3 separate regions of the Homo sapiens genome follow, and regions 2 and 3 are each linked to region 1. A link is a contact called in ENCODE Hi-C or POLR2A ChIA-PET data. All regions are on one chromosome and are shown on one strand. The core of a region is the stretch at or near the end of the contact, and the rest is flanking DNA. Distances in the headings are between cores, read along the strand shown. Region 1 holds the start of BBS10 (Bardet-Biedl syndrome 10). Region 2 has its middle 97 kb from the start of PHLDA1-AS1. Region 3 has its middle 71 kb from the start of PHLDA1-AS1.

What was found. Hi-C counts contacts between places; a loop is a spot of excess contacts on that map. ChIA-PET counts read pairs that join two places held with the same protein, here RNA polymerase II (POLR2A). Pooled maps may share reads with other maps.
Region 2: a loop to region 1 is called in a map of heart left ventricle, with 4 times the contacts of the local background. The contact joins the enhancer-like site here to the promoter of BBS10 in region 1. A Hi-C loop is called at or near these places in 1 of 168 maps with a recorded cell type or tissue (heart left ventricle), 12 of 37 single-sample maps with no recorded cell type and 12 of 50 pooled maps. POLR2A ChIA-PET finds 5 or more read pairs at or near these places in 2 of 52 experiments (Caco-2 and activated T-cell).
Region 3: a pooled map shows a loop between it and region 1 (2.3-fold over the local background). The contact joins the enhancer-like site here to the promoter of BBS10 in region 1. A Hi-C loop is called at or near these places in 2 of 37 single-sample maps with no recorded cell type and 11 of 50 pooled maps.

Annotation. Positions count from the first base shown.
Region 1 is chr12:76,346,625-76,351,694 of GRCh38, reverse strand. It overlaps BBS10 (Bardet-Biedl syndrome 10), which reads left to right and starts at 3,280. Exons shown (of 2, transcript NM_024685.4): 1 at 3,280-3,533; 2 at 3,908-5,070. The coding sequence starts at 3,337. RefSeq lists enhancers at 2,879-2,928, 2,075-3,024, 3,025-3,974.
Region 2 is chr12:75,931,057-75,936,126 of GRCh38, reverse strand. No RefSeq gene overlaps it. Among named protein-coding and RNA genes, the nearest start is that of PHLDA1-AS1, 97 kb to the left of the region's middle. Within about 2 kb of position 2,231, at least 5 of the 41 ENCODE cell types and tissues checked have a DNase peak (open chromatin) inside an H3K27ac peak, as active enhancers do.
Region 3 is chr12:75,957,207-75,962,276 of GRCh38, reverse strand. It overlaps the pseudogene RN7SL734P. Among named protein-coding and RNA genes, the nearest start is that of PHLDA1-AS1, 71 kb to the left of the region's middle. RefSeq lists an enhancer at 3,850-4,795. Within about 2 kb of position 2,012, at least 6 of the 41 ENCODE cell types and tissues checked have a DNase peak (open chromatin) inside an H3K27ac peak, as active enhancers do.

The sequences.
Region 1 (5,070 bases), core at 2,031-4,530:
AGGGCTTGAAAGGGATTCAACAGTGAGAATCCCTGAAGTATGCTTTGCTTGGTGCCTTATATTCATTCTTCTCGAATCCTCTATGAGAACCTTAGGTGGACGTTAGCCAGATTTTATACATGAAGATGCTGAGGCTCAGAGAGGTTGAAAGTCTCCAAAAGCTGCGGAGTAAGAGTGGTAGCCGACTCTTACTTTAAGAGTAAAAGCACAAGTTTGAATCTGTATCTCCGTGGTACACTTAAATAGAACTCTAATAGCACTTCACTTCTAAATGTCAGGAATATAATCCACTGCTTGAATCTATATTGAGTAATGTAACCCCTTTGTTATGAGTAGCACCACAAAAAAACCCTACTATTAAACATATACGAAATCCATATGAAAGGGTTTTTTTTTCCCCCCTCAGATCACCTATTAGTCCATACTGAGTCAACATCAGATGAGTTCCGAGACATCATTCCTCTCTGGTTTTCCCCCACCCTCCTTTCTTCCCATTCTTGCTCTCTGCTCAGGGTCCAGTTGCTTCTGGCTGTCATTTGGTTTGGTTTTATTAATTGGGGAGAAAAAGATGGGAGGGCCTGCCGGTTCCTCCTATCTTGTTCATAGCAATAAGGATTAAGGAAAACGGCCCCTCATTGTCCAACCTCGTGAAACATCTACAAGATCATTTTCTTGCTAATACTGGCATGCTTCGACTCTAGATGATGTATGTTGTGCCATTATGCTAGTTGAATCTTCTGCATCTCACAAAATATCACTTGTGGGAATAATAAACCAGGAGAGTGGTGACCTACCACAGTAATTTGGTGGGTGCGTCAGAGGCATCTGAACCAGAGCAACTCCAGTAATTTGGTGGGTGCGTCAGAGGCATCTGAACCAGAGCAACTCCATCTTGAATAGGAGCTGGGTAAAATGAGGCTAAGATCTAGGCTGCATTCCCAGATGATTAAGGCATTCTAAGTCACAGGATGAGATAGGAGGTTGGCACAAGATACAGGTCATAAAGACCTTGCTGATAAAACAGGTTGCAGTAAAGAAGCCAGCCAAAACCCACCAAAACCAAGATGGCCACGAGAGTGACCTCTGGTTGTCCTCACTGCTATACTCCCACCAGCACCAAAGACAGTTTACAAATGCCATGGCAATGTCAGGAAGTTACCCTATATGGCCTAAAGAGGGGAGGCATAAATAATCCACTCCTTGTTTAGCATATCATCAAGAAATAACCATAAAAATCGGCAACCAGCAGCCCTTGGGGCTGCTTTGCCTATGGAGTAACCATTCTTTTATTCCTCTTTCTTAATAAACTTGCTTTCACTTTATGGACTCGTCCTGAATTCTTTCTTGCATGAGATCCAAGAACCCTCTCTTGGGGTCTGGATTGGGACCCTTTTCCTCTAACAGGTGTAATATAAATATCTGTTGAGTGCTAACTATGCCAGGCACTATGCAAAGTGTTTAGTGAACATTCTCCACCTACTCAAAACCTCTTGAGATTTTTATTTTGTATATGTTATCTCCACTGGTTTTTTTGGCGGGGATTGTTTTGTTTTGAGACAAGGTCTCGCTCTGTCGCCCAGGCTGGAGTGCAGTGGTGCAATCTTGGCTCACTGCAACCTCCCTTCCCGAGTTCAAATTATTCTCATACCTCAGCCTCCAGAGTAGCTGGGATTACAAGCATGCACCACCATGCCCAGCTAATTTTTGTATTTTTAGTAGAGACGGGATTTTGCTATGTTGGCCATGCTGGTCTTGAACTCTCGGCCTCCTGTGATCTCCCACCTCGGCCTCCCAAAGTCCTGGAATTACAGCCATGAGCCACTGCGGCAGGCCCATTGTTTTTAAAGATGAGAAAAGCAGAGATCAAAGAGGTTACTTGGTGAATGCCACAGGTAAGGAAATGACAGAGCAAATCCAGGTCTGAATCCAAAGCCCATGCTCTCAAGTGCCTGTGTTTTAGGCCAGGCAAGGTGGCTCATGCCTGTAATCCTAAAACTTTGGAAGGCCAAGTTGGGAGGATCACTTGAGGCCAGGAATTCAAGATCAGCCTGGGCAACACAGGGAGACCCTGTCTCTACTAAAAGAGAAAATAACCAGGCGTAGTGAGGCACAAAGCGACTTGAAGGCTAAGACAGGAGGATCACGAGCTCAGGAATGCGGAGCTGCAGTAAGCTATGATCTCGCCACTGCACTCCAGCCTGGGCGGCAGAGTGAAACTTCATCTCTTAAAAAACAAAAAAAATGTTATAAGAGACAGTATTTTCTGTCTTTGGGTTATATACAATAATCCTTGGCCATGTGTTTTAAAGCATACTGTTGATCACCGACGTGATTAATGGATTTAAATCTGCACAGCGGCTCATGCCTGTAATCCCAACACTCTGAAAGGCCGTGGCAGGTGGATCATTCAGGTCATGAGTTCGAGACCAGCCTGGTCAACATGGTGACATCCCCATCTCTACTAAAAATACAAATATTGGCGGGGCACAGTGGCGTATGCCTGTAATCCCAGCTACTTGAGAGGCTGAGGCACGGGAATCGCTTGAGCCCGGGAGGCGGAGGTTGCAGTCAGCCGAGATTGCGCCACTGCACTCCAGCCTGGGCGACAGAGCGGGAGTCCATCTCAAAAAATAGAGACTTCGCATCATTTCTGCTTAATATATTTGTGGTGTCTAGAGTTTTATTGTGATACCTGAGTCTAGGAAATGTGGTAAAGCCTCTGCAGCAGACATAAAGCCTGCAATTCATGGCTGTGGCCAGGCTCTCCTCACCTGTCCTGCATCTACAAATTATTTCCGTTATGGTAAGGAGAGCAACTCGTGGGGAATGTGGACAGGAACATGCGTGAATCCAAGGCAGAGGTTTTGCCCCGGAAAAAGCAGCTTCTGGCAGGGGATGAAAGCCAGCAGAGTTCCAACCGGGGTGCCCTCTCCTTCACGCAGGCCCCACTACCGTGTTGACTTAGGAAGAAAGTTTCTCGGGAGACTAAGGGATTTGGGGGCAGCGGACGCCACTGGAGGGAGATGAATTCACCTAGGGAGCCGGGGAGGGGCTTAGGGTTGCCGCTCCAGGCACAGCTGCTGGAAATCCTAGTCTGTTTTTTCTGCCTTCGCGTACAACGGGCCAGCTCACCCCACCTGGCAAAGCTGCAGGGCTTTTCCACCAGGCGGACAGAAGGGCAGCCCTCTCGCCCAACCAAGAAGCCGTGCTACCCCGGCTTCGACTCCTGGCTTCCGGGTTTTCTCCCCGCCTATTCCGTTTCCGGCCGTTCCCACCCCTGTTTTCGGTCGGCCCGGGTGTTCTGCAAGCTGGTCAAAAAGGGGAAGCGGCCCAGATATGTTAAGTTCTATGGCCGCTGCAGGGTCTGTGAAGGCGGCGTTGCAGGTGGCCGAGGTGCTGGAAGCCATCGTGAGCTGCTGCGTGGGGCCCGAGGGACGGCAAGTTTTGTGTACGAAGCCCACTGGCGAGGTGCTTCTCAGCCGGAATGGAGGCCGCCTCCTGGAGGCGCTACACTTAGAGCATCCCATAGCCAGGTACCCGCGTCCCACACGCTAACCCGTAGCCGGGCACCCCAGGCAGCCTCTGTGGAGCTCTTGTCCCATCCTGAGGCGATGCGTACTTAGAAAGACTGACCTCGGGTGAAACCGCTGTATGCTCGGAATTAGAGCCCTGCCCAAGGGAACACTCCTGCACCCCAAATCTTACCAATTCTCAAGACCACTTCTCCCCACTCCACCCAACGGTGGAATCTTGGAATAGAGCAGAGTTTTTTCCAAGAAAGGAAAAAACTAAGGATGTATCCAAGGAACAATATTCTCATTTTATGCTTATGGCTGTGTAAACATGGTTTTAAGATGTGGGAAGCCAGCCTTCTGAAAATGAGTTGCTTTATTTCTTTTTTGTACAGGATGATAGTGGACTGTGTTTCCAGTCATCTCAAAAAAACAGGAGATGGTGCAAAAACATTTATTATCTTTCTTTGCCATTTGCTTAGAGGACTTCATGCAATCACAGACAGAGAAAAGGATCCTTTGATGTGTGAAAACATTCAAACCCATGGAAGGCATTGGAAAAATTGTTCTCGGTGGAAATTTATTTCCCAGGCTCTCCTAACGTTTCAGACACAAATATTAGACGGTATTATGGACCAGTACCTAAGTAGACACTTTTTGTCTATCTTTTCGTCTGCTAAAGAGAGAACATTGTGTAGGAGCTCTTTAGAGTTGCTCTTAGAAGCATACTTTTGTGGAAGAGTGGGAAGAAATAATCATAAATTTATTTCACAGTTGATGTGTGACTACTTTTTCAAGTGTATGACTTGTAAAAGTGGGATTGGTGTATTTGAGTTAGTGGATGACCATTTTGTAGAGTTGAATGTTGGTGTCACTGGCCTTCCTGTTTCAGATTCCAGGATCATAGCTGGTCTTGTGCTTCAGAAAGATTTTTCTGTGTACCGCCCAGCAGATGGTGACATGCGAATGGTGATAGTAACAGAAACCATTCAGCCTCTTTTTTCCACTTCTGGATCAGAGTTTATTCTAAATTCAGAAGCACAGTTTCAGACATCTCAATTTTGGATTATGGAAAAGACAAAAGCAATAATGAAACATCTACATAGTCAGAATGTAAAATTGCTCATATCTAGTGTGAAACAACCAGATTTAGTTAGTTATTATGCAGGGGTGAATGGCATATCAGTGGTTGAGTGTTTATCATCAGAAGAAGTTTCTCTTATCCGGAGGATCATTGGTCTTTCTCCATTTGTACCACCACAGGCCTTTTCGCAGTGTGAAATACCTAACACTGCTTTGGTGAAATTTTGTAAACCTCTTATCCTTAGATCCAAAAGATATGTTCATCTAGGCTTGATAAGCACATGTGCATTTATACCACACTCTATAGTTCTTTGTGGACCAGTGCATGGTCTCATTGAACAACATGAGGATGCTTTACATGGAGCACTTAAAATGCTTCGGCAATTATTTAAAGACCTTGATCTAAATTACATGACACAAACCAATGACCAAAATGGCACTTCAAGTCTTTTTATTTATAAGAACAGTGGAGAAA
Region 2 (5,070 bases), core at 982-3,481, 410 kb after region 1:
ATTTATTCAGTAAACAGTTATTGATCTTCACTATGGGCTGGGTGTAATGGCATTCACAAAGATAAATAAGACAAAATCACTGTTTCCAAGAAGTCACAGTGTTGTGAGTGTGGTAAGAGATAGGAAGATTACAGGATGGTTAAAAAACAAAGTAGGCCAGGTGTGTTGGCTCATGTCTATAATCCCAGAGCTTTGGGGGGCAGAGGCGAGTGGATTGCTTGAGGCCAGGAGATCGAGACCAGCCTGGGCAACATAGTGAGACCCCATCTCTACAAAAAATAAAAGAATTAGCTGGGTGCAGTGGTGCATGCCTGTAGTCCCAACTACTGGGAAGGCTGAGGCAGAAGCATCAATTGAGCTCAGAAGTTAGAGTCAGCAGTGAGCTATGATCACACCACTGCACCCCAGCCTGGGCAACGGAGACTGTCTCTAAAGCAACAACAATAACAAGATAATAAATACTGTCTGTGACACAGGTATGAGGAGGTTGCTATAGAAGCTGAGCCAAGGGAGCCCCTACCTCTGGCCTGGGGGCAAGAGGAACCATTGAAGAAAATTTGAAACCTCTGAAATAGGCAGGGATAAAAAGTGTCCCAGAGACAGTTACACTATGTGAGAAGTAAATGGGAGGTGAGAAAATGGAACCAAGGTGGGTAGCTTTTTGTACTTTCGTAGATTTGCAACTGAGCTTCAGCAATATTTCTACCCTGATCTATGTTATTTTTATTTTATTTTAATTTTTTTTTTATTTGAGACAGAGTCTCACTCTATTGCGCAGGCTGGAGTGCAGTGGCACGATCTCGGCTCACTGCAACCTCCTCCTCCCAGGTTCAAGCAATACTCCTGCCTCAGCCCCCCGGTAGCTGGGATTACAGGCATGCACCACCATGCCTCGCTAATTTTTGTATTTTTAGTAGAGATGGGGTTTCACTATGTTGGCCAGACTGGGGTCGAACTTCTGACCTCAGGCGATCCACCTGCCTTGGCCTCCCAAAGTGCTGGGATTACAGGCATGAGCCACCATGCCTGGCCAATCTATGTTATTTTTAAAAGAAGAAGAGAAATAGATCAAGGAAGAGGAGAAAGACCTGGTTCCATAGATCTGACTCTGCAGTTTGTGTGCTGTGTAATAGAGAAAAGTTAGTGTCAATTTGGACATGGGCCAAATGACCTTTTGAGTCTCTTGTAGCACAAATGACCTGGAATCCTGTTTTCTTTATGATTATGAAGCTGGGCATAGGTATTCTGATGGGCACAGCCAAGATATTTAAGCCAACATTTGCTGAGAAACAGTGAAACTCATTTTCAGACATTTTTCCCCCATGACTGAGAAGTGTTAGGTTTTTGTCCAGCAGCAGTAGCTGTTGATTGCTGTTTTCCTGAGAGAGGGAGGCTTTTTTTTTTTTTTTTTTTTTTTAACATTCTGACACCTTTTTTTTCCCCTCCGTATCAGTACTGCTCACTAACCACATCATATGGTGATAAGAACTGAAATTACTCATTGACATTATCGTGGGGCTATTTCGAAAACATTATCTCATTTCATTTCCTAGAATATCATCAAGTCTCCACAATACCAGTTCCTTAAAGGAGAATGTTTTTGTTCCAACTGAAACCAAAATATTTTAGTGAATTTTGTCTTCAGTATTACTTCCTTCCTATTCTAATACTGTGGTCAAAAGTATAACTTTTGGCAAACTCTTTGCCATAGCGGAATCTGACTTAGTTTGCTGAATTTGAAGTTAGCTGTTTTCAGTAATTTCTTTTCTTTTTTTTTTTTTTTTTTTTTTTTTTTGAGATGGAGTCTTGCTCAGCCCCCCAGGCTGGAGTGCAGTGGTGTGATCTCGGCTCACTGCAGCTACCATCTCCTGGGTTCAAGTGATTCTCCTGTCTCAGCCTCCTGAGTAGCTGGGATTACAGGCACCCATCATCATGCTCGGCTAATTTTTGTATTTTAATAGAGATGGGGTTACTCCATGTTGGCCAAGCTGGTCTTGCACTCCTGACCTCAGGTGATCTGCCCCCCTCGGCCTCCCAAAATGCTGGGATTACAGGCTTGAGCCACCGCATGCAGCCTGTTTTCAGTGATTTGTCTTTACTCTTTATGTAGATTATCTGCATTGCAGATTACTTATTGTAATTTTCAAATCCTGGGCTGAATTTCTTTCATCATTTCCTGTGGATTTGTCATCTCTTTCCTCATCCTCACCCTCTATTCAGGCACCATGTAACCAGGCAGTTAGACAAAGCATTGTTTCATAGCTGAATCCATCACATATTTTTTTTATATATATTCCCAAAGGTATACAAATAGTTTTCATATTGTTTGAGAGTTTGATTTGTTTCCACTAACATAGAAAAATAGTTGTTTAATAATTAGACACTCCTTTTGTTTGATCTTGACTCCTTTTTCATGAGACCAGATGAAGTATTCATTAATGTTCCTATGAAATAATTATTTTGAAAACTTTTAACCAGTTCCAGTTTTTTTTTTTTTCACTTTTCTGATGTATTGATCATTCATGCATTCACTGACCATTTACACCATTTTTATATTGCTCTCTAAACTGCTATATTCAAAGCTAATTGTAGGCAACATCCTTAAATACAGTTAAAGCAATAATAGTTCAGGGGGACGAGTGTTAGCAGCATTTTAGGATATTCAGAGAAAGAGGTACAGTAAGACATCTTAGAGCTTCTGGGAGGCCAAGGGGCTTGCTGGCTAATGTTTCAACCATCAGAACTTGTTTGAGCAACAGTCTTGGCCCTACTACATGAGTCATAAACACCAGGATAGGCGATGCCTTCAGCCAGATGCAATGGAAAAGAGTTTGTTAACATGGAAAATATGGGATGGCTATACCACATACGTCAGTAGGACTCCCAGAACTGAGTCTTTTAGACCCGTTAATTACTTTTTGAGTGAATTAATGTATATGAGCAAACACATTTAGGGTGTTGCTAGCCTTATTAGCCAATAAGCACAATTCCTTGCCAGACAGTTTAAGACTGAGACCAGCTAGTTAATGAATTTACTGAAAGGCTCATTTATAAGGCTGCTTCACAGAGAATTTAGCAATAAACAATTCTGCCAACTCTTGATCTTTCAGCTATAGCCTTTCTTCCTGTATTTCTTTGGAATAACACATAATTAACATACAGCGATCAAGTTTTTGCTTGTCATTTAATATAGCACATTTTTTCTTTTGTTTTTTAGTATCTTTGCATATCAAGCAATGCTTTTAAAACTTATGCAAGCGTTGTATTTTGGACTCTATTTCTTTATAATTTTTTGTATCATCCTGCTGGGTAGATAGTGTGGGAAGAAATGCAGAGATTTTTATTGAATACTGCCTTGTTTTTAGGTGGTGTTTAATATTTAGATATGTTGGGTCTGCTAATTTAGGAGGAAAAAGTATTCTTTGGATTTTTCTTTTGCATAGCTTATTTTAGTTGCCAATCTTTTCTGGGTCTGAAGGGTCAAAAATGGCTGATAAAAATAGGTAAATAGCAATGAATGTGGTTGTAGGAAAATAGGAACTGATGGTGCTATGAAAGTGTTAATCTCCCATCATCAGTCTATATTCCTGGTTTTAGTGTCACAGGAATTTGACAGCCTCCTGAACTTTAGCCACCTCTCAGAAAATCCTGCTTCTCTTTTGAACAATGACTCCAGGGCTGGAAGATGGGTGAGGCATCCACTTAGTGTGTCAACAATGTAGAAAGGACCATGGTGAGAAGCTGACTAGAAGCCCACAGTGCTAGTTAAAGAGAAGAGGACTTTGAAAAGAAGTGAGAATAAGTGTGAACAGTTGACTCCAAGTAGGAAATTAGTGGAGGATGAACTAAATTAGAGTTCGGGATAAGCAAAGAACAAAGGTATATTCTATGGCCAGGATCCAGGCTGGTTGTGTAGTGAGTGAGGCAGTTTTATGTATTGAGTGTGCATTCACAGAATGTAGGGGTGCGTGTGTGTGTGTGTGTGTGTGTGATCAAGTCAGCTGTTTTCTCTTTAGCTCCAGTTAGTTGTCAACATGTGGGCCTAATGTTGCTGGGTCATCCCACTTTTCAGAAGAAATGGGAAACCTGATATTTTAAAGGGAATATGTAATTTTTTTTTTTTTTTTTGAGATGGAGTCTTGCGATGTCACCCAGGCTGGAGTGCCGTGGCTTGATCTCGGCTCACTGCAACCCCTGCCTCCCGGATTCAAGTGATTCTCCTGCCTCAGCCTCCCGAGTAGTTGGGCTTACAGGCGAGTGCCACCACACCGGGCTAATTTTCGTATTTTTAGTAGAAACGGGGTTTCAGCATCTTGGCCAGGCTGGTCTTAAACTCCTGACCTCGTGATCCACCTGCCTTGGCCTCCCAAAGTGCTAGGGTTACAGACATGAGCCACTGCGCCCAGCCAATATGTCAGATTTTAAAATGTAGCACTACATTAAAAAAACTGTGTGAGCCCAGATGACTATCTATGAGCTGATGGGACACTTTGGTCATCAGTGGGTCACCTCTATTCAAAGCTGATTTCAGGATTACATGCTACATGCTGAGAATTGTGCTACTGATTAACTGGGCAACCTCAAAATCACCATCTGAATAATGTGCTCTAAGAAGACTTAGCACATAAGGTTGTTTTGAGAATTAAGTAAGATGATTGATTAAAAAAGCCTCTGCCACAATGCAAGGCAGATAATAAGATAATAAGTGTTAGCTGAATTTGTATCAGCAACCTCACGTAGTACTGAGGGCTGGGTTGGTCTTTTTCATGTCTACATTCAAGACAAGCTTAGGAGGAATAAGTGGTGAGTTCTGTTATGTGTTTTTACAATGGCTTCCTCCAGAAGTCTCTCTTCGCCTTTGTCTGCCAAGGTACATATTTGAGATAAACCTTTGCAGCTATAGATAGGTCTCTGTTCAATATAAATGCCCCCTGCCTCATGGGTGAGTGGGCATGGAGGTGTAAGGTGGTAGAGATCATATGAATTGCATAGATGTAGCTATAGTACCTTTGTGGCCTTCTGCCTCCCCATCCCACAATCTACTCCTTGAGAGACTGCTTATCCCTAGAG
Region 3 (5,070 bases), core at 763-3,262, 390 kb after region 1:
TCACTTGCTGTTCCAGGCACAATGGTTGTATCTTAACTTAATAAGAGGAGTAAACAAGTGTTGAATCCTTAGTATGTGCCAGCCATTACACTAAGAGCATCACCCTCACGATCTTACTTAATCCTCACCGCAAGCCCATGAGCTGAGCACTGTGCATGCATGCTACTGGGAGGTAGTGGGTGGGATCAGTATAGGCTCTTCCAGCTCATTGCCACGCCTTGGCAGGGTGAGGTCCATTGCATTGGCTTCCCTGCCAGATGCTGTAGGAAAATACACTGGAGGCCAGGTGCAGTGGCTCATGCCTGAATCCCAGCACTTCGGGAGGCTGAGGAGGTGGGCAGATCCCTTGAGCCAGGAGTTTGAGACTAGCTTAGGCAACATGGCAAGGCCCCATCTCTATGAGAAATACAAAAATTAGCCAGGCATGGTGGTGCATGCCTGTAGTCCCAGCTTACTCAGGGGGCTGAGGTGGGAGGATTGCTTGAGCCCAGAAGGTCAAGGCTGCAATCAAGCTGAGACTGCACCATGACACTACAGCCTGGGCAACAAAGTGAGAAGCTGTTTCCAAAAAAACAAAAACAAACAAACAGAAAACACCAGAGACCTGGTTCCTAGGTTCATAGCATTCTCCCGTGGAACATAAACAGCTAGTGTAAGACCTATCTTCCTCCAGAAACAAGTGAGTTATGAGTGCAGATACAGTTCATTGACAGTCAATGTGATCCATAAGCTGGGTGGGACAGTGGTTTTTCCAAGGCCACATCCCACCTTATCATCTTCTTCCCTGTAATAGCTGTAAGAGTATTAGCTCATATTTGTTGACCTGTTGTTGAGCTCCAGACACTGTCCTAGTCATTGTACATGCATTCTCTCTAATCCTCATTGCTATTCTCTGAGGGTGGAACTGAGACAAAAAAAAATTAAGTCCATTTGCCCAAGGACTCACAGCAAATGGAAGGGCTCTGATTTGGACCTGAGGGCATCTGTTTTTAGAGGCTAAATGCCTGACAGGGAGGTCTACAGCTGAAAGTCTCAACCAGATGGTAAATGAGAAGCACTGCGTTTTATTTACCTTCCTGACACCAGGTCATGTACTGTAGGGACTCAGTAAGACTTGTTACTCAGGGCCAGTTGCGGTGGCTCACACTTGTAATCCCAGCACTTTGGGAGGCTGAGGCGAGTGAATCACCAGTTTAGGAGTTCAAAACCAGCCTGGCCAATATGGTGAAACCCCAACTCTACTAAAAATACAAAAATTAGCTGGGTGTGGTGGCGGGCACCTGTAGTCCCAGTGTCTGGGGAGGCTGAGGCAGGAGAATCGCTTGAACCTGGGAGGCAGAGGTTGCAGTGAGCCAAGATCATACCACTGCACTCCAGCCTGGGTGACAGAACAAGACTGCATCTCAAAAAACAAAACAAAACAAAACAAAACCCAAAAACTTGTTACTCAGAAGAAGCACCAAAAGGTGGTTGTTTTGGGGGATTGGCAATGGTGTGGAGTATATCGTATGTGCTAAGTGCTTTTTAACCAACTTGGATCGAGGCCAGGGTTATTTTCCTATTCTAGGTCTGACCTCAAAGTGCTCCCTTTGGCATGTTGGATTCAATTATTAGGGTGTTTTCACATTTACCTTTCCCAGCAATAGTTTTCAGCCTTAGCATTCTGCTCACATTTCACTTTTAACTAAGTCTCTCTTTAGCAATCTGCTCAGACCTCTTGCCTGTGTGAATAAAGTTTGATTTTCACAAAGGGCACTTTCTAGTCAAAATTCCATACTTGCTGCTTTCCGGGCTATGAAGTGCTGACCTGGGTGGAGGAGACATTGTTTCCTTAGAAAACGACAGAGCTTGAAGCTCTTCACTGATGTGAGGGCCTTTCTCTCCCACTTTGGAACAGTATCAGTCAGATGTACTTCATTAGAGAGACCCTGGGCTAGTTCCTAGGAGCTTCCTGTCCACCAGCTGCTACAGTGGGGTTGGCAGGTACCAGGTGTGGCCAGCAAACATACCTGCCTCAGAGGCCTGGGTCCTTTGAAGTGCCGAAGGAATGTCACACTTCAAAGAAACCTCACTGCAGCTGTCACCTGGCTATCGAGGGGAGGTCAGAGAGTTAATATGCAACCATGAAACTCCCACCTCCAGCCAACACCTGCAAAGCTGAAGCACATTTTTTTTTTCTGGTGCACAGGATTTGAAAGCATTGTTCCTAATTTATCTCAGCATTGTTCCTAATTTATCTCAGCAAGAGCTCAATGCCCTATGTCTTCAGATAAAGATCTATTGTATATATCTGTCCAACAATAAAATAAGTAAATGAGCTGGATTTTTCTTTTCTGAATAGGAATTATTTAGTAATGAAGTAAGTATTTGCAATTACTATTTGCAGGGGTTTAATTATGGGACTAATTTGTAAAAAACATTAGCAAGGCTTTGTACAAATGTAGCATCTTTTATCCGAGGATCACAATGTGTTGTATGCAAATGAATGAACTCTGCTGATGGCTCTGTTTGGTATGCACTCAGTCACTGTTTTAAATTTTCCTTGGGCATTCAGCACTCTAGGGCTGGGGTGGGAAGCCAACATTTATTTATAAATTGCAGCAAGATGGATGTAGATTAGATCTAAAAAAGGACTTCCTGGTTGTGATGTTACTAAATGCTGGCCTGAATTACTGCAGCAGTTTTTAAAGACTTGCGTGAACAAGACTTCCTGCCACTTTGATAGTAGTCTTTTTATTAGAAAACCAAACCCATCATCTTCTTCCAGTAGAAGAAGCTAAGTTTTCAACTTAAACACAAATAGTAAGCCATTAAAGAAAAGAAAAAGAGGGTTGGAGTGAGTGACTATAAAAGCCCAAATTCTGGCAGACTCTCCTTTAAGGCTCTGGACTCTGCTAAAACCTGGACTGCAGGAAGGTATGCCTCAATTAACATCATAAAGGCTAAATTTTGCCTGGGGATAGCCTTTGTTACAGTTCCTAGCCTCAAAAAAATGGCTTCAGCTCCCTTTCCCTCCCACCCTTGTTTATACATTCCAATACAGATTTGCATCTAAAAAATAAGATAGACAAATGCCTGCATGTATATGTTTATAGTGGAATTTCATTACAGATATCTGCCTAATGCTGACAGATAAACCAGGCCCGATGACCTAATATTCCTCCTGCACTTGTTTTATTTGAGCTTCATGTTTCTTCTACCTACTCCTCCTTCGGCAGGAACAGAAAGATTTAGAAAAGAACAGGTTCTTTGCAAACAGCCTATGGCTACTCTGATGGCGGACCCTCATTCACCCTCACTCTCTGCTTTCTAATCTCTTTCCTGTCCCACTGCCTTACGGTTTATTGAAACCTCAAAACTTTCTATAGCTTTGGTGCTAAATTTTGCAATCAGTTTTCTTCCTCACTTAGGGGTTAGTGCCCCTGGACTCATATTGGGCTGCAGCAGAGCAAGTGGAAGGTCAGAGGAGTTGAAAAGAAGAGTTTCTGGAATTGGGCTGCTTAATTCAAAATCTGGTTTATGAACCATGGGAACTTGGGCAGGTTTCTTCACCTCTCTGCCTAGTTTCTTTAACTGTCAAATGGGGACAGTATTAATCCCTACCTTATAGAAAATTCATGAGAGTTTAAATGAGATGATACATGTATAATACATATTTCAGGTAACATAATACAGATTTCTGTTAATTAATTAGACTCCAAAAACATAAAGATGGGAATACTTGTATCTCATAGCATTTTTGAATGCTTTTCACATGCTTCTTAAGTATTGTACACATACCATCTCATTTAACTCTCATGACTTTTCTATAAGGTAGGAATTAATATTGTCCCTGTTTGAAAGTTAAATAAACCAGGCAGCGAGATGAAGAACTCTGCCCAAGTTCCCATGGTTCATAAACCAGATTTTGAACTAAGCAGCCCAATTCCAGAAACTCTTCTTTTAATTAATTAAACTCTGAAAACATAAGGATGCTTATACTTATATTTCTTTCCTGGATCCAGAGCATCTTCAATTATTATGGTGTTTCTCCAACTGTGGGTTGGGTATTATTAATGGCTCATGAACTCAACTTAATTTGATATCAACTAGCCTACGAAAAAAGGAAAAATATCTGTGTACAAGGCAGGTATTAAGGATAGTACTACCAGGCATGATAGCATGCATCTATAGTCCCAGCTATTCAGGAGGCTGAAGTGGGAGGATCGCTTGAGTCCAGGAGTTCTTGGCTGTAGTGCATGATGCCAATTGAGTGTCTGCACTAAGTTCAGCATCAATGTAGTGACCTCCCAGAAGCAGGAGACAACCAGGTTGCCTAAGGAGGGGTGAAGTGGCAGAGGTTGGAAACAGAGCAGTGCAAAACTCCCACACTGATCGGTATTGGCATCACACCTGTGAAGAGCGACTGCCTTGCAGCCTGGACAACATACTGAAACCTGCCTCTTTTGAGTTCTTACCTTATAAAGTATCCTTTCTTCTCATGCATCTATCCTAAGACAACAGAAAGTACAGTATGTAAACTTTTTTTTAAACATGATAGTACTGTTTTAGAAAACTTTTATTTATTTTATACCTGTATACTTATATGTGATATGTACATTTACTTAACATGCTTTACCTATGTATATTTACATATATACTTACATGAGGTACATTGAATCATGATGTAAAATATTATTTCAAGTCAAAAAAGTGAAAAAATGCAAGACATTTTTCCATACAAATTGAACAGAGTTGCCTGCTGTACCCGTTTCTCCCCTGCGTCATGGGTTATGTACTGTACTCTTTCAAGATGATAGTGGTCTTTTAGAAATATTATTAGGAAAGTCATAAATGCAGCCAAGGAGGGAAGAAAGGAATAATTTAAATGACATATACGGCAAGGCAGACAAAAACTATTGGGCATAGTATGTAAATTATAGAAGTTCATTTTTTACAAAGTATATATATGTAAAGGTTTAATATCTTTACTATATACAGAACACTTACAAGGCATATGAGCAATTAATTCATAAAAGGACAGTCAGCCACCTCTATCTGCGGATTCTGCATCTGTGGATTCAACCAACT